Linked DNA regions of Homo sapiens: region 2 is linked to region 1. Evidence: chromatin loops called from intact Hi-C (ENCODE). Cell type or tissue: heart right ventricle. All regions are shown on one strand. Each heading gives the region's core, and the rest is flanking DNA. Links, peaks and the distances in the headings are about the cores only.

Region 1 (16,485 bases), core at 2,735-10,734:
TAACAGCAGAACTTCTATAACTTTAACAGCTTTATTGAGATATAATTCACACACCGTGCAATTCATGCACGTAAAGTGTATAATTCAGTGGTTTTTTAGTATATTCTCAGTGTTGTGCAATCATCACTACAATCAACTTCAGAACACTCTCATCATGCCCCAAATCATTCCCTATTTCTCCCCAACTCCCTTGACCCCCCCCCCGCCCCCCCCGATAATCATTAATTTACTTTCTTTCTCTGTGGCCTTGCCTATTCCGGACGTTTCATATAAATGGGATCATAAAATGTGTGGTCTTTTGTGACTGGCTTCTTTCACGTAGCATAATGTTTTCAAGGTTTTTTTTTTTTTTTTTTTTTTTTTTTTTACAACTTTCTAGGATGCCAAATGATCTCACATGTGAAGGATTCATTTATCACCATGAGTTCGTTATAGGGCTAGGGCCTAGAGGTACAGCAGTAAATAGCAGACACAGCCCCTGGCTGCAGAGAGCTCACAGGCTTGTGGGGAAGATGGACATTAAGTGAATTAGTATGCTGATATTAATCACAAGTGTGCTAGTTTCTATAATGGAGAAACTGTGGATTCTCTGAATGTGTATAATGATGGGGCAGGGACAGCGAGGGTAGGCTACTCTTGACTTTTATTTCACATCTTCAAGATAGTGCCAGGCTGGGCGCGGTGGCTCACGCCTGTAATCCCAGCGCTTTGGGAGGCCGAGGCGAGGGGATCATGAGGTCAGGAGATCGAGACTATCCTGGCTAACATGGTGAAACCCTGTCTCTACTAAAAATACAAAAAATTAGCCAGGTGTGGTGGCGGGCGCCTGTAGTCCCAGCTACTCGGGAGACTGAGGCAGGAGAATGGCGTGAACCCGGGAGGCGGAGCTTGCAGTGAGCGGAGATCATGCCACTGCACTCCAGCCTGGGTGACAGAGCCAGACTCCGTCTCAAAAAAAAAAAAAAAAAAAAAAAAAAGATAGTGCTGTTCACAGTTCTCTTATCAGGAACCCCCTCAATCAGTGTGTATTAAGTGACTTTTAAGTGACTCTGTGTGACAGTGATACAGTGATACAGTAAAGAGAGAGAGAGACTGGGCCTGTAGGGAGCGCCCCATGTCATGGGGCAGACAGCTGTCTATGCTGCAGGCTGGTCCAGTGTGCTGCAGGAGCAATGGATGATTCTCCCTTAAGCATGCTAGGGAATCTTTACGGAGCAATGATGCTTAATTGGGATTTTGGAAGGTGAACAAACTTTCTTTAGAAAGCCAATATGTCCATGGCAGGGAGAGGAACCCCTGAGTAGAGATCATGAGCAAAGGTACAAAGATACTCAATGTGTTCATGAGAGGTGCTCATTGGTGCAAAGGTGGAGTGCAGGTGGAGGCACAGGACATTGCTGGTGGCAGTCGTGGATGGTGTGAGCGCAGGCATCAAGGGGTCATCTGGTTTTGGGTTGCTGGATAGGGAGTTTGATGAACATCCCCAGAGGATGTTTTTGTTATATGTATGTTCAGCTCCCAACAGACTTCTCGTAAATGTGATCAGGAGGCCAGTGTCACTGGAATCTAGGGTTCCTTGTTAAAAATACCATCTGTTGCATCAGGATCTTGGGTGGGGGCTTGGGAGTCTGCACTCTAATGCTCTTGCCACGTAACGCTTATGCACACCAATGCTTCGGAACCACTGCTCAGAGGAACAAGAAAACTGCTTATAAAATCTTAATTTTAGCTTTCAGCATTTCTTCAGGAGTATCTTCCATCCTTGATACGTATCCTGAGACGGAGCTGTAAAGTAACATGTGTTCTTAATATTCTCTCCTCTCAATAATCCCTCTTTTGTGTGATTTTCTTGTCTTTACTTTGAGACTTTTGTATGTAGGTTGTATTAGTTTTCTAGGGCTGCCATCACATATTGCCACCAACTTGGTGGCTTACGAAAACAGGAATATATTCTCTCGCAGTTCTCTGGAAGCCAGAAGCCTGAAGTCAAGGTGTTGGCAAGGCATGCTACCTTTTTTTGTTGTTGTTTTTTGTTTTTTTTAGAGACAGGGTCATTCTGTCACCTATCTAGGCCTATGGAACTCTTGTTTACCTGCAGCAACTCGACTGGAGTGCAGTGGTGTGATTATAACTCACTGCAGTCTCGACCTCCTGGGCTCAAGAGATCCTCCTGCTTCAGCCTCGCGAGTAGCTAGGAGTACTGGCGTGCACTACCATGCCTGACTAATTTTTTTTTCTTTTGTAGAGATAGGGTCTCACTGTGTTGCTCAGGCTAGTCTTAAAAGTCTGGCCTCAAGCCGTCCTCCTGCCATGGCCTTCCACAACGTTGGGATTATAGGCGTGGCCACTGCAGCCGGCTGGCATGCTCCTTCTGAATGCTCTGGGGCAGTGTTCCCCAAGCTTTTTATCACCAGGGACAAGTTTCATGGAAGACAGTTTTTCCCACGGACCCAAGGTTTCAGAATGAAACTGTTCCATCTCAGATCATCGGCATTCGATTCTCATAAGGAGTGCGCAACCTAGATCCCTCGCGTGCGCCGTTCACAACAGGGTTCATGCTCCTATGAGAATCTGATGTCACCGCTGATCTGACAGGAGGCGGAGCTCAGGTGGTAATGCTCACCCGCTTGCCCACTGCCCACCTCCTGCTGTGTGGCCCAGCTCCTAACAGGCCATAGACTGGTATCGGTCAGCAGCCCGAGGGTTAGGGACCCCTGCTCTATGGAGGAATTCTTCCCGACTCTTCTTCTGGTGGCTCCTAGCAATCTTTAGCATTTCTTGGCTTGTAGCTGCAACGTCCAGTCACTGCCTCCCTCTTCACTTGGCCTTCTCTGTATGTCCTCTCTTCTTTAAAGGCCACTAGTCATTGGATTTAGGGGCCATTCTAATTCAGTATGACCTCATCTTTTTTTTTCTTTTCTTTTCTTTTTTTTTTTTAAGAGGAAGTCTCACTCTGTTGCCCAGGCTGGAGTGTAGTGGCATGATCTCGGCTCACTGCACTCACTGCAACCTCTACCTCCCAGGTTCAAGCGATTCCCCTGCCTCAGCCTCCGAAGTAGCTGGGATTACAGGCACCCGCCACCATACCCGGCTAATTTTTGTATTTTTAGTAGAGACGGGGCTTCACCATGTTGGCCAGGCTGGTCTCGAACTCCTGACCTCAGGTGGTCCACCCACCTTGGCCTCCCAAAGTGCTGGGATTACAGACGTGAGTCACCGCACCTGGCCGACTTCATCTTAATTACACCTGCAAAGACCCTATTTCCAAGCAACGTCACATTCTGAAGTTCTGAGTGGATGTGAATTTTTTGGGGAGACCCTATTTGACCCACTATTTTGAGGGAGACCCTATTTGACCCCCTAGATAGAAGTTTGAGTTCTGAAAGCAATTCTACTCTGCTGGACAAAGTTTGGAAAATACACACTTGGTTAAAACCACATCCAACACTAACAGTGATGTAGACCACAGTAAAACAAGTCAGGTGGTCAATTCAATGAATTCTAAATGGTTGCATCATTTTGGACAATCTGATATGCTTTGCTTCGAGGCTTTATTGCATGTACTCACCTTTAGACTCTTTAGGGTCTGGGATACTGGAAAAGTTTTTCACAAATTTCCCTTAAGTAAGCCTCCCTGGAAAGGTCAACTGGTTCTTTCTATTAGTTCCTGGAATTTCTGTGGAGCTTGTGTTCACTGATGTCCAGAGGAGATGCAACAGAAGAGGAGAAGGCTCTGGTGCATGGGTATTTTTTACAGACATGGAGGCTGATGTGGCTGTCCTGGGCTATGAGCTGTTTTGTCCCTTTCAAGGCTTGTTTTCTATACCATGACATATCATTATTATTATGTGGCAAAGTCAGGAAATTGCATCTCATCCAACCTTGCCCATTTGCTAGGTTCTCAGGTAGCTCAGGTTCTCCTGACAGATATTTTTCCTAAAGTCGCTTTTTCAAAAATTGCAGAGAAGTTTCTTATAAGGATGTTATATAGTTTATTTATTTTTTATTTTTAGTTTTTGAGACGGAGTTTTGCTTTTGTTGCCCAGGCTGGAGTGCAATAGCACGATCTTGGCTCGCTGCAGCCTCCACCTCTCGGGTTCAAGCGATTCTCCTGCCTCAGCCTCCCAAGTAGCTGGGACCACAGACGCGCCACCACGCTTGGATAATTTTTGTATTTTTAGTAGAGACGGGGTTTCACCATGTTGGCTAGGCTGGTCTTGAACTCCTGACCTCAGGTGATCCACCCGCCTTGACCTCCCAAAGTGCTGGGATTACAGGTGTAAGCCACCACGCTCAGTCTAGGATGTTATGTAGTTTATTTAATTGCTTCTTTTTGCTCATCATTTTGTTTTCCACTTTTGTTTTTCTACTTGTGGGGTGTATTAACTTCTTTGTGTGTAAATCTTTGTATCTTTTATTCCATCCTTAGATTAAAAATTTTAAACACAGATTTACTGGAAAAAGAGTTTAAACTGTTAAACGCATCTAATGCATATTATTGCTGAATTAGTGTCCAGAAAGAGGGTTTTAAATGCTGTCATCAGCGTCTGGACATACTAGTATTAACAGCTCACTTGTAAGTGTTGCTGAAGATTTTGTATCTCCGAAGGATCAAGATCTTGGGGAGGATGGCATTTAACTGAAGGTGAGTCTTCTGTTCCTTGAATAGATGTTTTAGATGACACATCGCTCTACAAGGTGCGTCACTGTCCTGTTTTTATCACTCTATTGTTTAATGATGATGCATCTATTGCTTATGGTACCAGTGAATGTTTCCATTATTTTACTTTACTTAACATGAATTTCTCACGCATTCATGTGCAGCTGAAGAGAATTAGCAATAATGATCCCAATAATAACTCCCCTTTGCTGAGTACCATCCTTGTGCTGAGTGCTCTTCATACGTGAATCTCACTGAATACCGATTTTTGGAGGAGAAGCGAGGAGGTTGGAGGAGTTTAGTTACCAGGGTCTCAGGCTGAGTTGATTCCAGAGCTGAAGCTCCTTCAGGAGGGTCACTGGCCAGCCCTGGTGTGCCCGGCAGATCTCGTGGAGACCATGGGAGGTGCAGAGAAGAGTAATTTGCACACATCTTCAACCTAGGATTACTGGGCTAGACCGCTCGGTGGGGGCTGGGCTTCAAAGCCACCTGAGTGTGTGACCTTGACTCCTTTTTCTTTCCTTCAACTGCAGTAAAAGAAACGGTAGTTCTAAGAGGCCTCGCCACCCTGCTTGCAGCAAAAGGCCTCTCTCTGAAGCTGATTCTGTGCAAAGTCCAGTGTCGCTGGTATTTTCAGGGCGACTTTCTTCTCTGGCGGTGTGTTTTCCTCTGTTTCCAGGGGAGCTCCCAAGAGAAGGTTGTCTCTCAGTCTCCTTTTCATTTGAGGTGACCCCTCTAACTCCTGTGTTTAAAGCTGGGCTGCACTTACTGCTAACCTTTCTAATAGCTTCTGTGGAGTTGGCCTGAAAAACTACAGAGAGCTCTCCTTTCATCCCTCGCCAGGATGCTGCAGGTCTTTGTATCTGCAGCCACCGGGGTAGGGGAGAGTGGACACCCTTGGCCATTTTCTTAAATCCAAGTTGGTAGCTGGTGTTTTCAGTCCCTGCCTGAAAACAGCAGCTGTTTAATTTGCATTTGGATGCTGCTTTTTCTCTTGCCTTCCCACCACCCTGTGTCTAAACAGTAGCCAGAGGGCAACTTTTTTTTTTTTTTTTTTTTTTTTTTTGAGACAGAGTCTCGCTCTGTCGCCCAGGCTGGAGTGCAGTGGCGTGATCTCGGCTCACCTCAACTTCCGCCTGCCGGGTTCAAGTGATTCTCCTGTCTCAGCCTCCCGAGTAGCTGGGATTACAGGCGTGTGCCACCACGCCCTGCTAATTTTTGTACTTTCAGTAGAGATGGGGTTTCGCCATGTTGGCCAGGCTGGTCTCAAACTCCTGACCTCAAGTGATCTGCCAAAGTGCTGGGATTACAGGTATGAGCCACCGCACCTGGCCTAGAGGGCACCTTTTTAAAAGTCAGATAGTGTCACTCTGCTCAGTACCTTTTGGGCCTTTCCAATTGCCCCGAAATAAAAACTGAAGGGCTCACAGTGGTTCCTGGCTGACTTGAGCTGCCCCTTCCCATCTTCAATTTCTCTCTCTCTCCACTCAGCTGTTGCTCATTCATATGGCAAGTGCCAGCCTCAAGCCTCTTGTCCTGTGTCTCTCTACCTGGAGCACTCTTCCCCAGGTAGTTACATAATGTACCCCCTTCAGGTGTGGGTTCTGTCATGTTTCTTTTTCAGCGAGACTGTCCCTGGTCATCCTGTTGAAAACCTCCATGTCCCTGACTGCACAGGTAGAGTGTGGCAGGAATTGACCTGCAGGTGTACATCTGTTCTCTTCTGTCCCTGATGGCAAGTGCTTGCTTTTTGCTTGTTAGGACACTGATATAGTTTGGCTGTGTCCCCACCCAAATCTCATCTTGAATTGTAGCTCCCATAATTCTCACGTATTGTGGGAGGGACCCAGTGGGAGATAATTGAATCATGGGGGTGGTTTCCCCCGTACTGTTCTCATGGTAGTAAGTCTCATGAGATCTGATGTTTTTATAAGGGATTTCCCCTTTTGCTTGATTCTCATTTTTTCCTTTTGCCTGCCACCATGTAAGGCGTGCCTTTTGCCTTCTGCTGTGACTGTGAGGCCTCCCCAGCCATGTGGAACTATGAGTCCATTTAAATCTCTTTTTGTTTATAAATTACTCAGTTGGCCAGGCACAGTGGCTCACAACTGTAATCCCAGCACTTTGGGAGGCCAAGGTGGGCAGATCACCTGAGGTCAGGAGTTCAAGACTAGCCTGACAAACATAGTGAAACCACATCTCTACTAAATACAAAAAATTAGCCAGACGTGGTGGCGCATGCCTGTAGTCCCAGCTACTTGGGAGGCTGAGGCAGGAGAATTGCTTGAACCCAGGAGGCAGAGGTTGCAGTGAGCCGAGATTGTGCCATTGCGCTCCAGCCTGGGCAACAAGAGTGAAACTCTGTCTCAAAAAAATAAAATAAAATGAAATACAATAAAATAAAATAATTACTGAATCTTGGATATGTCTTTATCAGCAGCGTCAAAACAGATGAATACAGGCAGCATCCCCATTAAAGACATTCCTTTGACTTGTTGATTCGGTCCCACACCAAGATCTTTGCTTGGATCATATCAGATGTTAATTTGATTCACTTTAGGGCCCACTACATGATGTCCCAACATAGTTTAAGGAGTCCCCCTTAATATGTGTCATGTAAGCAAAGTGGTTGAGAGCGCTGAGCAAGTGATCACTTTTATCTGGATATTAAACTTCACTTTGTGTGCACATTAGCCAATGAGTAGATAAAGAAAATGTGGCATATATTTGCCTTGGAACAGCCACAAAAAGGAATGAAATCATGTCTGTTGCGCAACTTGGATGGAGCTGGAGGCCATTATTCTAGGTGAAGTAACTCAGGAATGGAAAACCAAATATTGTATGTTCTCACTTATAAGTGGGCACTAGGCTATGAGGATGCAAAGGCATAAGAGTGATATAATGGATTCTGGGGACTCAGGGGGAAAGGTTGGGAAGGGGGTAAGGGATAAAAGACTACATATGGGGTACAGTGTATACTGTTTGGGTGATGGCTGCACCAAAATCTCAGCAATCAACACTGAAGAACTTATCCATGTAACCAGAAACCACCTGTACTCCCAAAACTATTAAAATTAAAAAAATTTCACTATGTGGAATGCACAGTATTTGAGGCATATCTTGCAGGGTGCTTCGAAGACTAGCCAGAGTTGGGAGGCATCGGGTGGCAGAGGCATGCAGGGAAATGGTGGAGTGTTGAAGGTGCAGGGCACAATAGGAGAGGAGTTGTCCTATGGGGCTGGTATATAGGATTTGTGAGGATTTGGCGAGAGGGGAGAAGAGAGAGCCCCACTGGCGTCACGTTATGGAGGCCTTTTTAAAGGTAACCCCAAAGAGCTTGAATTTTACTAACAGAAAGTTAAAGCCACTGAAAGCTTCTCATTAGGGAAGAATGAAATCTATGTCCTGCCTTGGAGAGAAATCCCTTGGGTAGCATTGGGAAGGCTGGTTGGTGGGAGGAGGCCTAGAAGGCAGGATGTCTGTTAGGAGCCTGTGGTCATAAACTAGGATAAAGATGAGCTTGACCTGGGAGGTGGCCGAGACAGAGACATGGAGGAGACAGTGTGGGGAAGGCATTCTGTTGGGTCATGGCCAAAAATGAATGAGAGGCCAGTTTTGTCCCCACATCACCCAGGAGCTCAAACGTTCAAATTATCTTCCCTGACCAGTAAAACGGAGTCATGGAGCCCTTGGAAACAAAGCAATGTGAAGAAAAGGGTGTAGAAGCTGAGAATGGTAAAACCAGAAGAGGCCACAACAATCCTACCATTTCTTCATATAGTGGAGAAGTAAAGGAGAGAAAAATTGTGGCGACAGAGAAAAGCAAGCTGGGTGAAGGTAGTGTGTTGTATTTTAGTTGGAATGAGGACATTGGGTCCTAGCATCAGTAACTGATCACCCATATCCCTGATTGCTGGGTTAGAAATGGGAGGGGAAGAAGGGGCAGACACTGCAAGTGTTTGCACATGGGGGATACTGGACTTTGAAAGAATATTTTGAATAGCTATGATTTCCAGAAAGTGGTTCATTAGCGAACTCAATGGGTTTGCTTAGACGGTAACTGAGTTTTTAATCTCTGGAGGGAACACCTGCTTCATTGGCAGCTATGAATATTATTGTTGTTGTTAATAAGATAACCAATAACATTATAAATTTAGGTTAAATTTACTGAGGATTCCTGACCTTGTGCTAAGCACTTTGTAGAGACATCTTATATGGGATAGTGGGATTTTCTCTTACGCTTTGGGGCCGTTGGGTAAGAAGACATTCTATAGCTGAGGCTCTCCCATTTGTTTTACGTGGACTGCTGATTTTGCCCTAGCTTTAGTTTTATAGGTGTAAGGAGACACTCAGTGTTGGAAGAGTCACAGAACATTCCCCATCCCTCAGGGGTACACCCTTTCTGTGACTTCCTGCCTCCTAGGGCCATCTAACCACCTGACCACACAAACTTTCCCAGGGGCCATTTGTGAGAATGTTCCTTGGAGTGCGTGATGATTTCAAATCAGTGGTGGCTTTCTCCTATTGTGGGCGGTGTGTGTCCGCCCATGCCTTTTGGGACTCTCTTCGTTTGGTTGACATATTTGTTTGGACGTGACCTTTTTCCAGTTCCTCTTCCCTGGGTTTTTGCCCGCTGAGGAAATGATTCTCAGATCTCATCCATCTGCACCAGTGGCAACAGAAGAGAGAATTTCTTTTTTCTATGGTTCGGGTCCAACTGCCCAGACACCTGTCCTTCAGAGGCTCATATTGTTCTGGTTGATGTCACTTCCTGACGTAGACACTCTTTAATATTTTAGTTCTGGAAGTCATCAAGTTGGACAAGAGACAGGAGGAAATGGTGGAGGGTCCTCAGCTGACCTGGGATGCTTTTTTGATTGTTCACTGGACACATAGAAAGGGGCCGTTGCTCCCACCTCCATCTGCCACTGGCCCCTGGAATTAGCCCTGTTAGTAAGCTTTTCCCAGTGGTGGCTGATTCATTCTGAGAGCTTTTCATATCCTTTGGGATTCTTCACTGTTAGATTCGAGAAGAAAAAGGACAGCTTCGCTTTTGAGTCTGATGAAAACCACCTGCAGAAGACATGTGTACATAAGCTGTATATTTATGCTTTTCTTACGGACACTTGACTGCTCCTTGTTGTTAAGGAGATTCACAAGAGGACGGGAACTTTTACATGGGGACCCTTAGCTTGTATGTTCCGCTGTCACAAAGAAAATGAGTTCTGGCCATTTTCGAGGCTTGCCAAAGATTTTTCTCCGCAACTCTGGAATTCTCTCTCTTGTGCTTTCAGAGTGGCAAAATCCATGGGCTCCTGAGAGCCTGAGGCGGTAGGGAATGAAGTACAGAGTTGAACCAAATCCTAAGTCTCCTTTTAGGCCTTTGTCATCCGCCAAATGTCATGTTTGCAGTTGCCTTGAACTTGGAAGAATGCACCACTCCCATCACGACGGTTGCTCTGCTGCTTTCCAGATGTTGACCTTGTGCAGGTGACGTAACCCCAGCTCGTGTTGCGGGGGGACTGGCTGAGTCACACTCACAGCTTTGGGACTGGGTCTTCATCTCATTTAGCAGCACTGGAACCCTGTGGAAGGAGATGGCATCTGGTTGGTCTGTTTGCACGTTCTTTGCCTGGGACTTCAAATCTGATCTGGAGCTGGTATCAAGAAACAGCATATCTGTGATGAGGGGCCTGGCGAATGCTAGATAATACATTTTACCCATTGTTTTTTAATGGAGCAGAATGATAATCAATTTAATCGTATTCCTTTCGCAGGGGACAAAGACAGGAGCAAAACTGAGGGGAGAATGGAGTGCAATGAAATATGCAGAAAGAGGGCCGGGCGTGGTGGCTCATGCCTATAATCCCAGCACTTTGGGAGGCCGGGGCGGGTGGATCACGACGTCAGGAAATCGAGACCATCCTGGCTAACACGGTGAAACCCCGTCTCTACTGCAAATACAAAAAAATTAGCCGGGCATGTTGGCATGTGCCTGTAGTCCCAGCTACTTGGGAGGCTGAGGCAGGAGAATGGCGTGAACCCGGGAGGCGGAGGTTGCAGTGAGCTGAGATCGTGCCACTGCACTCCAGCCTGGGCAACAGAGTGAGACTCCGTCTCAAAAAAAAAAAAAAAAAAAAAAAGAAAAGAAAAGAAAAGAAAAAAGAAATACGCAGAAAGAGGAAGACATGCACAAGCCAGGAGTAAGGGAGATACAAATTAGTGGATGTGGGGAGATCTTCCCATCCAGGAACAGAAGCATCTGAGAAAGGAGAATTACGATATTATTTTGTTTCTTTATATTTTAGTTTAGTGGTCCAAATTTATGGAATACATGTCCGATTTTGTTACATGCATAGATTGCAGCATAGTGGTGAAGTCAGGGCTTTTAGGGGAGGGGTCCCCAATCCCCAGGCCATGGACCAGTACCTGTCTATGGTCTGTTAGGAACCAGGCCACGCAGCAGGAGGTATGCGGCCTGTGAGTGAGCATTACCACCTGAGCTCTGCCTCCTGTCAGATCAGCATGAGATTCTCATAGGAGCATGAGCCCTATTGTGAACTGCACATGCGAGCGAGGGATCTAGGTTGCGTGCTCCCTTTTTTTTTTTTTTTTTTTTTTTTAACCTGAGACAGTCTTGCTCTCTTTCCCAGGCTGGAGTGCAGTGGCGTGATCCCAGCTCACTGCAACCTCTCCCTCCCAGGTTCAAGTGATTCTCCTTCCTCAGCCTCCCAAGTAGCTGGGATTCCAGGCATGCACTATCATGCCCGGCTAATTTTTGTATTTTTAGTAGAGATGGGGTTTCACCATGTTGGCCAGGTTGGTCTCGAACTCCTGACCCCAGGTGATCCACCTGCCTCAGCCTCCCAAAGTGCTGGGATTATAGGCGTGAGCCACTGTGCCTGGCTTCGTGCACCTTATAAGAATCTAATGCCTGATGATCTGAGGTGGAGCAGTTTCATCCCGAAACCATCCCCCACCCCCTCATCCATGGAAAAACTGTCTTCCATGAAACCGGTCCCTGGTGCCAAAAAGGCTGGGGACTGCTGTTATGGAGTACCAATGGCCCAAATAACATACATTGTGCCCATAAGTAATTTCTCATCATCTACCCTCTTTGCACCCCGCCATCCTTTCAAGTCTTCGTTGTCTATCGTTCCACACTCTACAGCCATGAGTACACATTATTTAGCTCCGACTTAGAAGTGAGCACTTGCAATACTTGTCTTTCTGTGTCTGACTTAAGATAACGGCGTCCAGTTCCATCTAGGTTGCTGCAGAAGACATGATTTCATTCATTTGCACAACTGAATACTATTCCATTGTGTATATATATCACATTTCCTTTATCCAGTCATCTGTTGATAGACACCGAGGTGGATTCTGTATCGTTGCTACTGTGAATCCTGCTGCAATAAATATAAAATGCAGGTGTCTTTCTGATATAACGATTTCTTTTCCTTTGGGTAGCCGTCTTGTTTCTTTAAAAGAGCTGACGAAATGCACTTTCTAGTGCTGTCCGATTGCCCATTACATACGTTCTTACACTTGATACCCAGCAGTCGGCAAACCATAGCCCGCCTGCAGGCCAGATCCCGCCTGTCATCTGTTTTTGTAAATAACATTTATTGGGGCTGGGCATGGTAGCTCATGCCTGTAATCCCAGCCCTTTGGGAGGCCAAGACGGATGGATCACTTGAGGCCAGGAGTTTGAGACTAGCCTAGCCAACATGGTGAAACCTCATCTCTATTAAAAATACAAAAATTAGCTGGGCATGGTGGCAGGCACCTGTAATCCCAGCTATTGAGGAGGCTGAGGCAGGAGAATTGCTTGAACCTGGGAGGCAGAGGTTGCAGTGAGCCGAGATGGCGCCATTGCACTCCAGCCTGGGCAAGGGAGTGAGACCCTATCTCCAAAAAAAAAAAAAAAAAAAAAGTTTCTTGGGAAATGGCCACATGTATACATTTATCTTCCACGGCTGCTTTTGCACCTCTGTGGCAGGGTTGAGACATGCTGAATGGCTCCTGGAGTTTGAGATACTTCTTTGCTGGCCTCTTACAAGAAGTTTGCTAACTTCTGCTCTGTAGTCACCTTTATCCAGACAGTGAAATCTAGGACATCCCCTGTATTTAAAATCTCTAGCTTTTAATATTTGCTGCATTTTGTTATTATTATTATTTTAAGTTCAAGGCACAGCCCCAGCTTCTTACTCTCCTCTTTGCCCTTGGATTATTTCAGGAGTTTCATTTTCTGTGGGGTGCTACTTCCCTTTTGAGGACATTTAGGATCATGGGGGTGGGGGTGCTTTTATGATTGAGGTGGGAGGCAGAGAGAGGTTCTAAATCATCCCCAGTGGGCAGGACAGTCCTGTCCTCAATGTCAGGAGCCCACTCACCCTTGGAGCCACTTGCCTTGTGGCCGTGATGTAACATGGAATGTTTTTCAGGGGCTCTTTGTAACATCGTCCAGTGAGGAGCGGGCCCCTAATGCTCTCACTTCAGCTGAGTTCATGCTTTTGTATGCCTTATTTTAGTTGCCGTCAGACACAGGAAACCACCAGGTAATTTATCTGCCTGCCAGTGGGAGGACTCACGTTGACTGGATTCAGACTCTCCCTTTCTGTCTCTGTTGGTCTCTCTCTTTTCTCTCCCCTCCCTCTGCCTCTCTCTCCTCCCTTTCTTTCTCTCTGTGTCTCTCTCACATACACACTCACACACACTCTCACGCCCTGTCTCGTACATATACATATCAGCACACACACTTACACATAGTCACTGACACACACTAACACTCAATTCACTCTCACACAGTCTCATACACATATGCACACATTCTTACACAGTTGCTCACACATGCTCACACTTATACATAAACTCAGTCTCATGCACTCTCACATACACATACACACTATCACACACACTCTTACACAGTCGCTCACACATGCTCACATACGTAACACCCTCACACAGTCTCATACACTTACGCACTCACATACTCTCACTGTCTCATTTACGTACCGTCACACACACTCTTACACACAGTTGCTCACACATACACACACACACTCGCAGTCTCCTACATATACTCACACACACACTGTCTCATTACACACACTATCAGACACACAGTCTGACACACCCACACAAATATATACACTGTCACACACATGCTCACAATCACATAATGCAGTCTCACACACACTCACAATCACTGTTTCACACTCACACATACACCCTTTTTCACACACATATATGCTCTTTCACATGTACACTCACACTCTCCACACTGTCACACACACAACCTCACACACACACACACACTGCTACGCCCTCAGTGCTGCCTCCATTGACTTTAATAACTGCTTCAGTCAGTTCCCAGGACAGGATGTTGCTGCGTTTCCCTGGCTGTCTCGTGTAGTGCCAGAGAAAACTTGGATCTCCTTTTTTCTCTCAAAGGAATCAACAGCCAGCCTTTATAAATCCTGCTTAAAAGAAAACCCCAAGCCCCCAAATAAAAAAAAAAAAGGCCTCCTTAACCCTTTGCCCTTCACCTAGCTCTCATTGCTTTTGGGGACAGGGTTAGAACTTTTAGCCAAAAAAAGCCAGCTGTCCCCTGCCCCCCACCAGGGAGGGAGGCCTTTGGGAGAGCATGGATTTTTTTCCTCCAGCCCAGAGAAGGCCGCAAGGCACTGGAGGAGAGATGGAGAGGGGCAGAGGTGTATTTGCAGAACTTGGGGGACAAGCCATGGCTGCAAGGGAAGCGGGCCTGTGGTGCGGAGGTCTGAATGGGGCTTTGAGAGGGGTGGTGATGCTGGTGTGTGGAGCTGAGCATGGAGTCCTGTGTGCTTGGCATCCAAGGAGCAGGAAGTCGGTGTGCGGAGTGACTGTGGGCTGTGGAACCTCAACCTAGAGAGATGTGGGGAGCAGGAGGTGGGGTGGAGGGGCAGTCTGTGAGAAAACTCAACTTTGAGACTGTCAGATCTAAGAAAGGAGAAGGTCTGGCTGGGTGTGGTGGCTCACGCCTGTAATCCCGACACTTTGGGAGGCCGAGGCGGGTGGATCACGAGGTCAGGAGTTCAAGACCAGCCTGGCCAACATAGTGAAACCCCGTCTCTACTAAAAATACAAAAATTAGCTGGGTGTGGTGGCGGATGCCTGTAATTCCAGCTACTGGAGAGGCTGAGGCAGGAGAATCCTTGAACCCAGGAGGTGGTGGTTGCAGTGAGCTGAGATGGCACCATTGCACTCCAGCCTGGGTGACAGTGCGAGACTTCGTCTCAAAAAAAAAAAAAAAAGAAAAGGAGAAGGTCTGAGTTGCTGCCATTTAGGGGAGTGAGGAGCATGAGTGTGGGAGCAATGTGTTTACAGAGACATTCTTAGGACCCACCGCACTGATGAAGCCTGGAGGGGGGGGCATGTGGGTGACACAGGTGATGGTGTTTCGGTGGCTGAGAGCGGTGGCACTCAAAGTGTGTTGCATCACAGCCACCTGGAAGCTTTGTAAACCATAGATTGCCCCACTTCTAGGTTTCCGATTTATTAGGTCTCAGGTCAGGCCCGAAAATGTGCATGTCTAACAGTTCCTGAGTGATGCTGACGCTCTTGTGGGGACCATACTTAGAGAACCATTGTCTTCGTGTGAGAACAGTAAACAGAGCTCATCAGTGTCCTCAAAATAGAACTAATCTAAGACATGGGGAGAAGATGAAAAATAAAAGTGATTAGATATTAAGAATAGGAATTTGCTCCCCATTCACGTTGATGAGAGTGTCAGAATTTTCTAAGTTGTGGGAAGGGTTAAGCCAGTTTAGCCAAAATGTTATTGAGCAATAGCATGATAGTGGAGACTTTCATTAAAATCTAATTCCTCTGCATTTGGGGAATTTATTCACTATAAACAGGAAGAGTGTTTCAAAACTGGAGTTTTGGCTCTTTGTAATTTTGAATCCTTTTAGCTGACTCGGGAAAGAGAGTCCGTAATTTGAACTTTTCTTTATAAAAGAAGAGAATTCAAGGGCCTGAGTGGTTCCCATCTTTCACCATCCTGGCTTGTCCCCTTGATATCAGGATGACCACTTGATGTCAGTGACCTAAATTTTCAGTTGACAGACTCTCATTTCTTCTCTTTGTCTTTCTCTTTTCTTTACAAGTGTAAGATTTTGGCCACAAATGTAAAAATAACTAAAATATAAACAAAAGAAGGATAGACAGACACATAGTAAACAGTATAACCAGGTGCTTCAAGAATACCCTGAATAATGTAGAAGTAAATCCTAGGTTTTTAACAGAACTGATGTCTTTGCCCTAAGTTTGGATTTGTTTTCTGCAATGTGAGATACAGCAAAATTTCAAGGAGCCTTTTCAATTGCAAGCATGCAAATTTCCAAAGAGCTCTTACTTCCTTCTGTGGGCACATTGGACAGGTCAGCCATTCACTGATTCCTTAAATATCCTTAAAAGGATTGATTTAGGCTGGGCCCGGTGGCTGACGCCTGTTATCCTAGCATTTTGGGAGGCTGAGGCTGGCCGATCACCTGAGGTCAGGAGTTCAAAACCAGCCTGGCCAACATGGTGAAACCCCGTCTCTACTGAAAATACAAAAAAATTACCCAGGCGTGGTGGCGGGCGCCTGTAATATCAGCTACTCTGGAGGCTGAGGCAGGAGAACTGCGTAAACCAGGGAGGTGGAGGTTGCAGCAAGCCAAGATTGCACCACTGCACTCCAGCCTGGGTGACAGAGCGAGACTCTGTCCAAAAAAAAAAAAAAAAAAAAAAAAATTAAGAGCAAATGACTCATTTGAAAAGGACAGTATTGAAATCCTTAA
Region 2 (16,485 bases), core at 5,269-13,268, 46 kb after region 1:
TAAAAAACAGCTTTATTGAACTATAATTCATACCCCTTTCGAATCATCCATTTAAAATGTACACTTCCATAATTTTTTTATTTTTATATTTACTTTACTTTATATTATATTACTTTATTTTTTTGAGATGGAATTTCGCTCTTGTTGCCCAGGCTGGAGTGCAATGGTGTGATCTCAGCTCACTGCATCCTCCGCCTCCTGGATTCAAGTGATTCTCCTGCCTCAGCCTCCCAAGTAACTGAGATTACCGGCATGTGCCACCACACCCAGCTAACTTTGTATTTTTAGTAGAGACAGGGTTTCACCATGTTGGACAGGCTGGTCTCGAACTCCTGACCTCAAGTGATCCACCCACCTCGGCCTCCCAAAGTGCTGGGATTACAGCGTGAGCCACTTAACATTTATTGTTTGAGACAAAGTCTCACTATTTCGCTCAGGCTAGAGTGCGGTGGCGTGCTCCAACTGCAACCTCCACCTCTCAGGTTCAAGCGATTCTCATGCCCAGCCTCCCGAGTAGCTGAGATTACAGGTGTGCACCACCATGCCTGGCCAATTTTTTGTATTTTTAGTAGAGACAGGGTTTCACCATGTTGGTCATGCTGATCTTGAACTCCTGAGTCAAATGATCCGCCTGCCTTAGCCTCCCAAAAGTGCTGGGATTACAGGCATGAACCAACATACCCTGCCAGTTCCATAATTTTAGTACATTTATAAAGTTTTGCCACCATCCTCAAAATTGTTCTTAGGACAGAAGAAACTCTGTACCCATTACCAGCCATCCGTATTTCCCTCCAGCTCTTCTCACCCAATCCCCAACCCCAACCATTTAATTTGTCTCCATAGATTTCCTGTTCTGGACATTTTATATGAAAGGAATTATGCAGTATGGAGTCTTTTTTGACTGGCTTCTTTCACTTGGCATGTTTTTGAGGTTGATCTTTGTTGTATTGTGTCTCAGTACTTCATTTCTTTTTATTGCTGTGTAATACTCTATTGTATGGCTGTACCATATTTTATTTATCCACTCATTAATTGATGGACATTTGGGTTATTTTTCTTTTTGGCCATAACAGCTAATGCTGCTACGAAACTTGTGTACAAGCTTTTGTGTGGACATACGTTTTCACATTTTTTTTTTTTTCTTAAGGACTGGGTCTTCTATTATCCATTTGGAGTCTAGAGTTACTTATAACTTGCCTAGAGTCCAACCTTGGGTGATTCTTTGGCTAGGGCATAGTGCAGTGTTTTTGGAAGCAGAAATTATTCATTGATGTTATTTCATTAATGTCACTGTATAGTCATCCCTTGGTATTCGTGGGGAATTGGATCCAGACCTCTGCTCCCCCACAGATACTAAAATCCATGGCTGCTCAAGTTCCTTATATAAAATAGTGTAGGCCAGGCGAGGTGGCTCATGCCTGTAATATCAGCACTTTGGGAGGCTGAGGTGGGCAGATCACCTGAGGTCAGGAGTTCAAGACCAGCCTAGCCAACATGGCAAAGCCTTGTCTTTACTGAAAATACAAAAATTAGCCGGGTGTGGTGGCGGGTGCCTGTAATCTTAGCTACTTGGGAGGCTGAGGCAGGAGAATCGCTTGAACCCGGGCAATGGAGGTTGCAGTGAGCCGAGATTGCGCCATTGCATTGTCAACTGGGCGACAGAGCGAGACTCCATCTCAATTGAAAAAACAAAATAAAACAAATAAAATAGTTTAGTATTTGCACAAAACCTATGCACATTCTCCAATATATTATAAGCAATCTCTAGATTACTTATAATACCTAATGCAATGTAAATGCTATGTAAATTGTTGTTATACTGCATTATTTAGGGAATAGTGACAAGCAAAACAAGCCTGTACATATGCAGTACGGATGCAGTGCAACCATCTATTTTTCCTTTTTTAAAATATTTTGGATCTGCAGTTGGTGGAACCCAGGGGTGCAGAACCTACGGATACCGAAGACCAACTCTCTTGGCCAAATTGTGTGGCAGCGAGTATGAGTGGGAAAAAGATTGTCTTCAGGGAATCAGGGAAGCCAAGTAGAAATGGGAGTAAAATGGTTAAAAGCCTTGAGGGTTAAGATACTAAAATGCCCTTTGGAGAGCAGGGATCCTTGCGGATTTGAAGCAGGCTGGAACGTACCAAAGAAAGTTAATTAGTGAATCACACTGGTAGGACAGACTGCCCAATACCTTAATAGAAATTGGCAAGGTACTTTATGTGGGACACTGACTTTTTCTACCAGAATAGTTTCTATGTTAGATAGGACTCCTGTTTGCAAATAACATACATCAAGCCAAGATCATGTGAATTTTTTTTAAAGGAGGTTGGTGTTAATTTTTTTTGAAGACATAAGGTGCCTCCTGGCTAACATGAACAGTAATGTTACCTATCTAGGGATTGTGCTGGATGGTGAGGCCCCCAGGATTCTGGGCTCTGTGGCTCTTTTGGCTTATCTTGTTTCTTCTTATTTATGTCATTCTCTCTCCTGCAGCTTTTAATGACTTTTTTTTTTTTTTTTTTTTTGAGACAGAGTTTCGCTCTTGTTACCCAGGCTGGAGTGCAATGGCATGACCTCAGCTCACTGCAACCTCCACCTCCCAGGTTCAAGTGATTCTCCTGCCTCAGCCTCCTGAATAGCTGGGATTACAGGCATGTACCACCATGCTCGACTAATTTTGTATTTTTAGTAGAGACGGGGTTTCTTCATGTTGGTCAGGCAGGTCTTGAACTCCCATCTTCAAGTGATCTGCCCACCTCGGCCTCCCAAAGTGCTGGGATTACAGGTGTGAGCCACCGCACCTGGCCCACTTTTTTTTTTTTTTCTTATTCCTCAATGGACACAGTGAAAAATGTAGCTGCTGACTGTTTCTGAACTGGATATCGCATCTGGATGGGAGATGTGGTATCCAAGAAGACCCCTGCGGGATCTTCAGTACAAAGTCTAAATACCCTTAGTAGCCTAGGATGGCAGACAGAAACCTGCTAGATAACCTTTAAAAAGCAGGAATGTGATGTCCTGTACAGTTTGAGGACAATGAGACAAAAAGAATAAATTGTTGTACATATACAGAAGGGTTTGGCTTGGCATCAGTGTCTGTCAGAGGCGTGATGTAGTCACTGCAGATGAATGAGCCCACTCTTGGGCTAAGGGGAGCATAGTGTCCTGATCCCACTGAATTTTCAGGAGGGCACTCCAGCCCTTGAGGACTAGAGCCAGCTCCATGGTCAGTGTTTTAAGGAAGACCTTGAGTGAGTTGAGTAGTCAGACGAGCAGAACCAAAATGGTGACAGGAAACCCTGCCAAGGGTAGCAGCTTACCCGGAGGAAGAAGCAGTAAGGGAAGACAGGACCACTTTCTTCTGTTATTTGAAGGCTTACCATACAGAAATGATAGAGAATTGGTCTGAGTTTCTCCAGCAGGTGGGAGTTGCAGAAAGGCATCTCTTAAATCTATCTTAAAAAAAAAAAAAAAAAAAGTTTCAGCCAGGTGCAGTGGCTCACACCTGTAATCGTAGCACTTTGGGAAGCTGAGGTGGGCAGATCACTTGAGGTCAGGAGTTCAAGACCAGCTTGCCCAACATGGTAAAACCCTGTGTCTACTAAAAAAAAAAAAAAAAAAAAAAAAAGACAAAAATGAGCCAGGCATGGTGGCGTCCGCCTGTTATCCCAGCTGCTCGTGAGGCTAAGGCAGGAGAATTGCTTGAACCCGGGAGGCAGAGGTTGCAGTGAGCTGAGATCGTGCCACTGCACCCCAGCCCGGGTGACAGAGTGAGACTCTGATTCAAAAAATAAAATAAAATAAAGTAAAAATTCCTATCTCAGAAGCAGAGCAAGGAGTTGCCTAAAATTTTGTGCTTTCTAGATTGGAGCTCCATCACTTACCATTCATCCAGGATATTACAGAAGGCATTCTAGATTTCCTCTGCACTTTAAAGACCAGTTGAACATGACATTAGTCAGCATGTAGGCACTGAGTATGGAAAAGGTTCTTTTATTTGAGGCCGATGTCACAGTTTAGCCATCCCTCCATCACCCACAAGTCCTTTCAGTGGGCATCTCCTCCTCCCTCTGCTGTGCGTGTGTTTGGGGGAGCACTAACTAATTTTGATGGTAGCCTAAGCAAAATGCAATTAGGGAAATCTCGTGCCAAACACGCATCTGTGCCAATGTTTGCCTTCATTAGCACGCATAATCAGGAGTTTGCTTTAAACACTGTATGTCTTTCCCTGTGGAAACATGAAATGGAGAGGGTGCAGACGGAAACCTGGGTGCCCTGCATACCGTGGAGTGCGAGACAGTGAGCCCAGGAGCCTGAGATAGCACCTATGGTTTGGGGAGAATCATGTTCTTGGTGATTGGTGTTATGGTCAGAGACTGAGATGCATTTATCAGGGATGGTGTGTGAGTGTGCACATGTGTACATGCGTGTGTGAATGTATACATCTGTTCATGCTACTCATTTTAGCTCTATGTGGGGAAGCACAATTAAGGAAATAGAGAACCAGAGATCTCAAAAAACAAAGGGTAGGATGTGGCAGTATCGTTTACGAAATGCTTGCCCTTAAGCATATACATAGCAATTTGACACAAAGGACTCTATTTTTTTCTACTCTTTTTTTTTTAAATTTTTTTTGAGGTGGAGTCTCACTGTGTCACCTAGGCCGGAGTGCAGTGGCACAATCTCAGCTCACTGCAACCTCTGCCTCCTGGATTCCAGTGATTCTCCTGCCTCAGCCTCCCGAGTAGCTGGGATTACAGGCGCCCACCATCATGCCCGGCTAATTTTTGTATTTTTAGTAGAGATGGTGTTTCACCATGTTGGTCAGGCTGGTCTCGAACTCCTGACCTTGTGATCCTCCTGCCTCAGCCTCCCAAAGTGCTGGGATTACAGGCGTGAGCCACCACACCTGGCCTTTTTTCTACTCTTAATAAACAGGTTTGCATATAGTAAAAAAAAGAGAAACTCAGCTTCACTTTGCAATTTATGGGTTTTTTTGGTGGCACAGGATGTATAGGTTTCTATTTAGTGCCTGGCTTTTTTGATATAAGAAGATGAGCATACCTTATAAGAACATACATCTTCATATGTGTGATAAAAAATAAAGTTGTTGATTTTTCCTTTTCTATATATGAATGAACATGGTGGGAAGTTGAAAAAACAGAAAGGTGGACGAAGGGGAAAATAATTGTTATTTACTTACCACTGAAAGTGATTCTGATAATTCTGGTATTTTGCCCATTGTTTAGTCTTTATTACTTGAACATACACATGTATATGTGTATACTACACGGAGATATATACATATTCATGCACAAATGCATGTACATTTTTGTACCCAAACACCACATTTGCCTGGAGGTAGATGGCTTTGCTCTGTTTGTGTTTGTTAGAATGTTGGTGGTAATTGGAAATCACTTTTTTTTCTATTAAACAGTGACTTTCTGATGTTTTATTTATCTGAAATGTTTGTGAAAGCCAACCGCATACTGGATGTTTCTTAGAATATTATTTAGTAGTAAAGAATAAAGAGCCAAAATTAAGAGTTCAAAAGTGGGTATATTTCTCTGCTGTGTGTAAAAAACATACAGAGAATTCTAGTACAAGGTGAAAAACTAAAGAATCTGAGTCACTGTGTCTAATGTAAAGACCAGAAATTTCACCCTTTCTCTGCCATTTCTTGCTAAATTTCTCTCTGCTTCCCCTCATCACTGAATCTATGCCAAACTTCATTTTTAGTGGTTGAAAATAGAAATTTAATCTTTTTTTAAAGGAGGGTATTATCTGTTTAAAATAATTTAATGGCCCAGAGGAATAACGAATATTTGTTTTTCTTTTATAAATATATTCCAAAATTATCAGTTGGCTAGTTGTCGCTTTGGTCCTAGAAGCTGAATAAATAAATTCTGGGAACCAAGTCTTATCCCATATTGCCTTGGAACAATCTGTCCCCCTGCTGGGAACCTGATGTTTTCCTTCAGTTTGATGGGATGAACTTCTTTGCAGGAGCAGCGTGATGGGTGGGAACCCAGAGCAAGTGTCAGCTTGTCCCAGGGAGTCTTGAGTTTCACAGCCCCTCCTGTTCCTGTCCATCTCTTCCTTCCACCTTGAGATTCAGGTCAATTTGAGGAGTCAGGGAGGGAGGATATCCGATCCTTTAGTCCTGAGTGCTGGATTCCAGTAGATGTGTGAAGTTGCTGAGAGTTCCAATGGGCATTTGGAGGGACAGATGCAGAATATTCCGTATATGTAGGTATATGAGGTGGGAGAAGGAAAGGGAGCCGGAGGAAGTTTGGGAAGAAATTGTCAAAGCTACAGGAAGGAAACTTGGATGCTGTAGTGGATAGTTTTTGATCGTTTGCCCAGTGGTTGCTTCCCATCCTCTTCTTACCAGCACCCAGTATCTGTTTTATGGGATCGCCCCCTGCCCGCTGCACACCAGCTGTGCCATTTGGGAGGAATGGGTTCCATACTCGGTGTTGGCATTCTTCACAGCGCCAAGCACTGAGCGAGTTGGGTCTGGAACTTACATGGAATTTTCTGTAATTGGTACAGAATTTAAATGAGAGGCTTCCCCAACAAGGGCATGGCTGGTGGTTTCAGGGGCTACCCAGATACCAAGGAGGGGAAAGGCCATTTAGAGTGACAGATGTGGTGGGGGTGGGGCTTCTGGTGACCTTGGTTGGGGCTGTGCTTGAGTGAGAAGAGAGGATGCTGCTGCTTCCAGAGGGAGCTGTTGTAGGTGATGGCAGCTTTGAGGATATGGGAGGAGTGGGGAGAGGAAGAGGGAACGACCAGGTAAGAGGGATTTTGATTTAAACGATGGGGGAAAAGGAAGTATATTTATGTAGACGCATGGCTAGATTTGATCATTTTCTTGAATTAGTTTTCTCTAGTTTCTTCTGCTCATCAGCTTTCTCTTTAACTCAGCATCTCTCTGAATGGGCTTATTACTCTTCTCTCATCTCTAGTACTCCCCTGAAAGAAAAAAATTCCAGACACCCTCCTGCCTCTCTTTCTGTTTCTTCCCTGTTCTTTTCTGCTGTCTCTTGTATCTTAGTGCTTTGCACAGTACCTGCCATATGTTAGGTGCTCAAGGCATATTTGTTATATGAGCATGATATGGTTTGGCTTATAAATAAGTCTCACGAGATCCGATGGGTTTATCAGGGGTTTCTGCTTTTGCTTGTCTCTCATTTTTCTCTTGCCACCACCACGAAAGAAGTGCCTTTCGCTTCCTGCCATGATTCTGAGGCCTCCCCAGCCATGTGGAACTGTAAGTGCAATTAAACCTCTCTTTGTTCCCAGTTTCGGGTATGTCTTTATCAGCAGTGTGAAAAGAGACTAATGCAGAGCAAAAGAAAGGAATTTTATGACAGGGTCTCATCCTGTATCCCAAGCTGGAGTGCAGTGGTATAGTCTCACCTTACTGCAACCTCTGCCTCTCGGGCTCAAATGATCCTCCTGCTTCAGCCTCCTGAGTAGCTGGGGGACCACAGGCACGTGCCACCATGCCCAGCTAATTTTTGTGTTTGTTTTTGTTTTTGGTAGAGAAGGAATTTCTTTTCTTTCTTTTTCTTTTCTTTTCTTTTCTTTTTTTTTTTTTGAGACAGAGTTTTGCTCTTGTTGCCCAGGCTGGAGTGCAATGGTGCAATCTCGGCTCACCGAAACCTCTGCCTCCCGGGTTCAAGTGATTCTCCTGCCTCACCCTCCCGAGTAGCTGCTATTACAGGCATGCGCCACCACGCCTGGCTAATTTTGTATTTTTAGTAGAGATGGGGTTTCTTCATGTTGGTCAAGCTGGTCTCGAACTCCCAACCTCAGGAAATCTGCCTGCCTTGGCCTCCCAAAGTGCCGGGATTACAGGTGTGAGCCACCGCACCACTGAGTTGCCCAGGCTGGTCTCAAGTGATCCTCCTGCCTTGGCCTTCCAATGTGCTGGGGGATTACAGGTGTAAGCCACCTACCCAGCCAGTTTTGTATCTTTTATGTCATGTTGGTACATAGCCTCTCTAGCTACCTAGTTTTTCAAACCCTGCCCCCACCCCTACCCTCGCCTGCCCCTTCCTGTCCACATCTTCTCTTCACCTCTGTGGCCACTGTCTCAGTTTCAACTTTGGCCCTCTCTTGCCAGACTGATTTCTGTGGCTCCTCTCCCACTGCTCTCGTGGTTCTTAGGTTCCGGCTGAGCAGGGGTTGGTCACAGATGCCCCCCTAAGGCTCCAAAGCCTCCATATTTCCTACTGGGCACTCAGTTCAAACCTTTTCAGCTTAACAGTGGTGGTGAGCAATTATGAGTCAGACTAATTAATGTGATATAACCTGTGACCACTGGCCCAGAAGGAGCTCCTCAAGCCCAGTTTTTGATGCCCAGAAAGCCGGGGAACCCCAGCTAAGTGATTGCTATGGTGCCTATAGACCTTGGATGACAAAATCTGATGATGTTTTCCTACATTTTTAATGGGAGAAAAGAGTTGCTAACTTAAAGCCCATCAGAAGTGATAAGAAAGCTGATGGGATGTGCCAGCCCATGAGGTGGAACTAGAGGAAAATGAGCCTTCCGCGTTGGGGAGCTGGGAGTATTACATGTACTCCACTGTGCAAACTCATATTGCCTCAGGGTTGCTTTAATTTCTCTTCTTTTGGCTTGTCTGCCATTGAATTAATTAAATTTCAAGAATAGTCTATTGTTAACTGGGTGAGTTCACTTTGGGAAGAACCCAAGTTCACCGAGGGTGGGCTCTGCAAATATGGTGGCCACTGCATGACCTTGAGAATTTCCTTTGACTCAGCCGGGCTGAAGGGGTGAATGAGTCTGAGAGCCGTTATGAAGAGTCTAGGATCTAAAAGAGTCTTCAGAGAACCTGAGGAGTTAGAAGGACTTTCCTGTCCTTCCTCTTATTTGTCTTCTTGCCTGATGACAAGTAATTGTACAAGTGAGGAACATCAGTTAGGTGCCAGGAGACCTCATCAACGGTCATTCCTCTTAGAGTGGTCCATTAAACAGGAATATCATGACCCAAGTGGTTCAACCCTTAGTTCTTTTTAAGGTTGAAAATCTATCTTTTTCTAGAGAAACGTTGCTCTTGTTCCATAATCATACTGGAAAAGTACTTTGCAGGGAGTAAAAACATGCAGGAACAAATTGTCATCCAGTAACTCTGGCATGTGTATAGGAGCTGTCAGCACTCCATCTTACATTACATTTTCTTTCCCATCCCTTCCTCCAGAGACCCCTTGGAAAGTGATTGGATGAATTACTCAACCTCCCTTGGCTTGAGTCTCATCGTAAAATGAGGAGGAAGGTACTAAATGAGCTCTTAGCCCCCTTCCTGCCTTTGCATTCTGGGAGTCTGTGGAGCAAGACAGGAGCCAGTCCTGTTGCCTGAATGATAAGGAGAGTCGGCAGAACCGGCCAGAGGTCCTCAAGCCAAATAAACTTCAGAAACTCTGGGGTTTTCTTTTCCAGTCTGTTGACTACCCATATGTTTTGAATCACCGCTTTGTGTAATATAAACTAAAACTCTTCAAGTGCTTGAATTGAAGTTGTTGTCAGGAACTTTTGATGACTGGTCAGAAAACAAAGCTCTAGGAGTCTGGGCTGAGAGAAGAACACAGTCATTCTGGAAAGTTTGTCCCTGGAGGTTGGCACTGAGTTGCTGCTCTGAAAAGCCTGGGACACTGGGGGCCAAACTCAAATGGCCACAGACCAGGGAGGCCCCAGAAATGTGTGGGTGCTGGGTCTGAGAGAGGGCGGCACAGGCTGCATACCGGGGCTTGTTGCTATAGCCTACTGCTGCCAGATCTTTCTATTTTTTCAAGATTAGTTGGAAATCCTAATTTTTATGTGAAGTCTTCTTATTTTTAAATATTGGATCAAAAAGGAAACAACATTTTTTTAAACAGTCCACTGTCCAAACAAAATATGTCTGCAGGCCACACACACCCTCAGGCCACCCAGAGGTATAGTCTGGGCATATAGACCGCAGTATGTCTTGTACATATTGTTTTTTGAAAACCTTTTTATTGTGGGTAATTTCAAACATTTACACATTGAGAGGATAGTATATAAACCCCCACAGAAACTCTCACATACTCATCACCCACCTTCAGGGAATATCAACCTGTGGCCAATCTACTTTGGCCTGCAGTCACTACACACACATGCGCGTGCACACACAAAAACACACCCACATACCCATACTGGGTTGTCTGTATATGAATCACAGATATGCTCTCATTTCATCTGTATATACTGCTAAAGATAAGAACATAAAAAAGCCATATTGTTCCAGCCTCTGTCTGGGTTCAAAAAATAAAAAGAAAAGCCATATTGCCTGTGTATCTCAATATTATCAGGCATATGGTCACTTTTCAAACTTAACCTCTGTCTCATAATTTTTTAACAGCTCATCTTTTTGAATCGTGATCCAAATAACACCCATACATTGTGTCTCAGTCCATTCGGCTCCTATAACAAAGCACCCTAATCTGGGTAACTTAGATAGAACAGAAATTTATTTCTCATGGTTCTTGGGTATTGGAAGTCCAAAACCAAGGCAGATTCAGTGCCTGGTGAGGGCCTGCTTCCTGGTTCATAGACTACTGTCTTTTCACTGTGTCCTCATGTGGTGGAAGGGAAAGGGGTCTCTCTTAGGCCCCCTTTATAAGGACACCAATTATTTCCCAAAAGTCCTACCCCAGGCTGGAGTGCAGTGGCGCGATCTTGGCTCATTGCAACCTCTGCCTCCCGGGTTCAAGCGAGTCTCCTGCCTCAGCCTCCTGAGTAGATGGGATTACAGGCACGTGCCACCACGCCCAGCTAATTTTTGTATTAGTAGAGACGGGGTTTCACCATGTTGATCAGGCTGGTCTCGAACTCCTGACCTTGTGATCCACCCGCCTCAGCCTCCTAACCCTTCTTCTTCTTTTAAATGTATTTTTCCTTTTATTTTTAGTTGACATGTAATAATTGTACATATTTATGGGACACAGAGTGATATTTTGATACAAGTATACAATGTGTGATGATCAAATCAAAGTAATTACCATATCCATCATTTCAAACATTTATTATTTTTTTACGTTGGGAACATTCAGAATCCTTTCTTCTAGCTTTTTGAAAATGTACAATAAATTATTGTTAACTGTAGTCACCCTATAGTGGTATAGATCTCTAGAACTTATTCCTGCCATTTAGCTGTAATTTGGTATCTGTTAAGCAACCTTTCCTTATCCTCCCTTCCCTCCTACCCTTCCCACCATCTAATATTTCACCTTCTAATACCATTGCCTTGGAGGTTGGGATTTCAGCATATGAATCTGAAGGGCACACAGACATTGAGACCAAAGCACCTTGCAACTGATGCATGTGTACCTTCAGTCTCATGTAGCTTCCTCATTATCATCCCTTTCTTTCTTTCTTTCTTTTTTTTTGAGATGGATTCTCGCTCTGTCACCCAGGCTGGAGTGCAGTGGCACAATCTCGGCTCACTGCAAGCTCCGCCTCCCGGGTTCACGCTGTTCTCCTGCCTCAGCCTCCCAAGAAGCTGAGACTACAGGCTCCCGCCACCACGGCCGGCTAATTTTCTGTGTTTTTAGTAGAGATGGGGTTTCACCATGTCTCTATCTCCCGACCTCGTGATCCGCCCGCCTCGGCCTCCCAAAGTGCTGGGATTACAGGCGTGAGCCACCACGCCCGACCTATCATCCCTTTCTTTCTTCTCTTTTCTCTTTACTTAAGAGTCCAAGTCCTTTGCTTTGTAAAGTATCTTACATTCTGAAGTTTGCTGATTGCATTATTATAGATTTGTTCAAAATTGACATGCTAATTTAATATCTTTAGTTTTATACTAAAGAGAGTCTAGACGCTTGTATTTTACCAGTTTTGCCATATTTCCCCCTGCTGCTACTCTATGTAGCTTATCATTATGAGCTGCTGTTTTACTGAGTTTTTCTCCCGTCCTTTTCTTCTTACAAATATAAGTATACTGGGGACGGTCAAATCTGAAGTCTTGTCAGCCTATGCCTGCCTTTTGGGATCTGTTCACGCATCTATTTGAAGCCTGTACGCTTTCTTGAAATGCTTTTTTCTGCCTTGTGATGTGAAAGTTTGGTCGCTATTTTTAGCTTTTTAGACTCCTGGCAGCAAATCCGAAGCCTACAGAATAATTTTGGATTGGGATATTTTGGATTTGAAGTCAACTGTGGCACTCTAATTAAAAATGTTATGCGTGTGGCTCAGCCAGCTCAAATGAATAATTTGTTGAGCTACAAACAGTAACAAATTGCAGAAATGATTCACCTGGAGTTTGAGAAAAGGTTATTAAGAAAGCGTAAAATAAATTATTATGGAATATTAAAGCCCTTTTAATATTATGGAATATTAAAGCCCTGAGGAGCCTTTTAAGAATGGGGCCTATGGAACAAAATAGGAAGTTGTTAATATGTCTTAAATAGTTTCCCTTAAAACCTTTGATGAAGTTAAAATAATTGGTAGACATCTTTTGTTAGGTTTGCCATCAAGTTGGTTAAAGTCTCTTTAATATCATATAAATAACTGAGTTTAAAATCAGAGAACATGTTTTAAAATGAATTCTTTGAAAGTGAAACTTGGTATGAAGTTTCCAGTTATACTGAGAGGCCTCTCATGAATATTCTAGAGTGGCTATTTTTGGGTTCAGCTCATTGATCCATTGAAACTGAGCATCAGATGTTGTTTTTTAGGTCTTCTTTTGTGGTCCATGAAGCAGTTTAGGGAAGATAAACACTCAGTAAAGTAATATTGATTACGTGATTCCAAGTTAGACGTCATTTGAAGTTAAAATATTATAATTTAGTGGCCCATGAGGATGTGGAAAATATAATACCAACACACAAGAACAAATAGGTAACGAATAGGAATGAGTCTGTCAAGGACTGTAATTGATAAAGGACAGAGTTACCCAAATGGCGAAGAAACGGAATGTTGCTGCTTTTGCTGATAAACAGGTCTCTTGGTTGTCTGCTCTTTGGTCTCAGATAGAATGCATGAGGCCTGTCAGAATTTCTGGATCCTCTTAAATGTGGCCTTTGGTAAGAAAAGAATAAAAACATTCTTGCCAAACTTATTAGGTAGGTAAGTTTGGGTTGAATACCAAGGTATTCAAGTTCAGTTGCTATGGAGACTTCTTCACAAAGAAAAAAAGAATCCAAATGCCATTTAAAATGGATAACTAGTGAATTTCAAAAATGTACAGAATGAGGTTATTTCGGCCTGTTGGTCTGGGTACTTCTAGTCCCATTCTGTTGACTGGGAAACTAAGTCTTGGTGCAAATCAAGCAAAGAGTTACTGACAGACCTACCTAGAGAAAGGCAATAGTGGCGTTCTTCCAGCTCTGTGTCCCCTTTGCTGTTCATAGGGCTTGCAACTGAAAGACTGCTGGGGCAGGTGGGGGTTGAGGATGAACCAGGTGAGTTGCTCTGTTTGTGCCCTTCTTCTCTTCTTCACTTCCTCCTTTCCTCTCTCCCTCCCTCCCTCCCTCCTTCCTTCTCTCCTTACTTCTTGCCTGCTTACCTGCCTGCCTGGCTTCCTGCCTGGGATTGCAATTATGTTTCTGGAGCTATTTTCTGGGACCCATCCAAATCTGAATACTCATGAGTCATTTCCTTACAGATTCTCCTGTGGTTCTTTGTATTCCCTTTGTATACAGATTTGACCCTGGCATACTTCTAGTCAAGATTTCCAGTAAAGTGTTAAAAAGAGGCTGGGCATGGTGACTCACGCCTATAATCCCAGCACTTTGGTAGGCTGAGGCGGGTGGATCACATGAGGTTAAGAGTTCAAGACCAGCCTGGCCAACATGGCGAAACCCCGTCTCCGTTAAAAATAGAAAAATTGGCCAGGCATGATGGCACATGCCTGTAATTCCCAGCTACTCGGGAGGTTGAGGCAGGAGAATCGCTTGAACCTGGGATGTGGAGGTTGCAGTGAGCCAAGATGGCACCACTGCACTCCAGCCTGGGTGACAGAGCAAGACTCTGTCTGAAAAAAGAAAGCCCCTGAGCATCCTCTTTTTAATAGTCTCTGCCTTCCTTGGAAACTTAAGTATTGCAAAGAAAGCCTGTAGGATATGGCTACATAGTGCTCACCATGAAGATGACATTGAGCTTTCTCCTGATGGATGGCCTGGAGGGAGAGATGGATGGGAAAGAAAAGGAACCAGGAGTGTGTTCATTGCCCATCAATTCCCAAACTGAGGAGCCAAAGGGTGACATGTTTTTCATTCTCTGCTAACGGATGGATATGTTTCTTTCCATTTGGGACATGCGTAAGTTAAGTAACATCTGTGTGGTCATGGCAAGAATAAGGTAACTGGTTTCCTGCCTTTTACAATGTGACAAACTAAGAGTTGCTTTTGGCAAAGGGTGAAATCCAGCTTCAAGGTTATGAGTACGGTTTACTTCCTATGACCTCTGTCAACCATCCCAAGGGCCAAGGGCATAGTATTCATGGCTGTGACATCAGATAGGGGATGCCTGGTATCAAGGTGGATTGCCTTTCAAGTCACACTTTTTTTTTTTTTTTTTTTTTTTTGAGACAGAGTCTTGCTCTGTCTCCAGGCTGGAGTGCAGTGGAGCTACCTCGGCTCACTGCAACCTCCACCTCCCGGGTTAAGTGATTCTCCTGCCTCAGCCTCCTGAGTAGCTGGGACTATAGGTGCAGCTAATTTTTGTATATTTTAGTACAGACGGGGTTTCACCATGTTGGCCAGGATGGTCTCAATCTCTTGACTTCGTGATCCACCTGCCTGAGCCTTCCAAAGTGCCGGGATTACAGGCATAAGCCTCCGTGCCCGGCCTTATGTCATACTTTGACAGTGAAATCTTGCAGTTGTTGGGGAATATGGTTTGATTCAGGGAATATCTCTCAAGCACCTGTTATGTTCCAGGTACTATGCCAAGTGCTGAAGATTTAGAAATATGTGACACAGGCTGGGCACAGTGGCTCACGCCTGTAATCCCGCACTTTGGGAGGCCGAGGCAGGTGGATCACGAGGTCAGGAGATCGAGACCATCCTGGCTAACATGGTGTGAAACCCCATCTCTACTAAAAAATACAAAAAATTAGCCAGGCGTGGTGGCGGGTGCCTGTAGTCCCAGCTACTTGGGAGGCTGAGGCAGGAGAATGGCGTGAACCCGGGAGGCAGAGCTTGCAGTGAGCCGAGATCATGCCCCTGCACTCCAGCCTGGGCGACAGAGCGAGACTCCCTCTCAAAAAAAAAAAAAAAAAAAGAAAGAAATAAGTGAGACACAGACCCTGCCAGCAGGTGCTTCCTATATCCCATTGGACAAGACGGAAACATCAGCACATCCATGGAGAATTATGCAATAAAGACAGAAGGAGAAGTATATACAGAGCACAGAATAGAAAATGTGCGTTGTGTTAGATCTCTTCCCAGGATCTGCTGGGGAGATCTTCTTTCCTGATCACTATCCTGAGTGACTGGCGTGTTTGGAGACTAGATCTGGGGTCGTTGAATTCTGGCCTGAGGGCCAAATTCCACTGATTCTTGTAAGATCCTTGAACTAAAAATGTCTTTTACATTTTTAAGCGGCTGGGGGGAAAAGAAGAATAATTGGTGTCATGTAAAAATCATGAAATTCAGATTTCAGCATTCATGAATAAAGTTTTATTGGAACAAAGTCATTTTCATTTACTTACTGTCTTTGGTTGCTTTTACATAACAAGGGCAGAGCTCAATAGAGAGTATATGGCTCGCAAAGATTGAAATATTTATCTGATTCTTTAAAGAAAAACTTTGCCCACTCTGGACTGTGCCATTACTCAACAATTATGGTGTGGTTGGCCTGTCCTCTGTCCTTCCTCCCCCATCAACACACACCCACTCAGCTGTAACTGCCACCATTCTTTACTCAGTCTGTCCATTCGTCCATCCATCCATCAATCAATCCATGCAGCCATCCATCCATCCACCCATCCATCCATCCGTCCATCCATGGTCCCTGGCCATCATGGTGTCAGCTGTTCCAAGATTTGTTAATAGAGAGTACAGAACTCTTATTAACAATTCCTATAGGTAGAGCTGCTCTTTCCTCTCCATCTGTGGCTGATGTCTCAGTGCTTTCTCAATTCTACCATCACATGCTCAAATATAACCTTCTCCACTCCCCCACACCCACTTCAGTTGCTGGGGGCTCATTCATTGGCTCCCTCTGCGGAGGCTTGAGTGTAAGTGAGGTATTCAGCAGAGGTCTTTGGAGGGTTTCTCATTTGATCACAATCTTAGTTTGAGAAATGGTGCCTCATTCATTAAGCTGTAAGAGAGCTCTCTACAAGCAATTTTATTTTTAAGTAGCCCTTTGGTTAACAAGTTTACTCCACCTGGGATGCTTTTTATTTTTGGTGGCCCACAGAAATCTGAAACAGTGCAGTGCTGGGGCCTCTAATCTGTCTTTAGGAACGGGGGATACTATGA

The links. Peaks named below come from ENCODE experiments on the same cell type or tissue, not always from the same donor. Only the 100,000 strongest peaks of a DNase experiment are listed, where the experiment ranks them.
Region 2: a loop joins it to region 1, with 5 times the contacts of the local background. A loop is called at or near these places in 2 of 110 quality-filtered maps.

Annotation. Positions count from the first base shown.
Region 1 is chr21:31,407,583-31,424,067 of GRCh38, reverse strand. It overlaps a transcript of TIAM1 not described here. Among named protein-coding and RNA genes, the nearest start is that of TIAM1, 72 kb to the right of the region's middle. In heart right ventricle, for the core only: no CTCF peak of the experiment used is centred there; no DNase peak of the experiment used is centred there.
Region 2 is chr21:31,364,183-31,380,667 of GRCh38, reverse strand. It overlaps a transcript of TIAM1 not described here. Among named protein-coding and RNA genes, the nearest start is that of TIAM1, 28 kb to the right of the region's middle. RefSeq lists an enhancer at 13,040-14,239. In heart right ventricle, for the core only: no CTCF peak of the experiment used is centred there; DNase peaks (open chromatin) are centred at 6,027, 9,387 and 9,710; H3K27ac peaks cover 1,416 bases; H3K27me3 peaks cover 988 bases.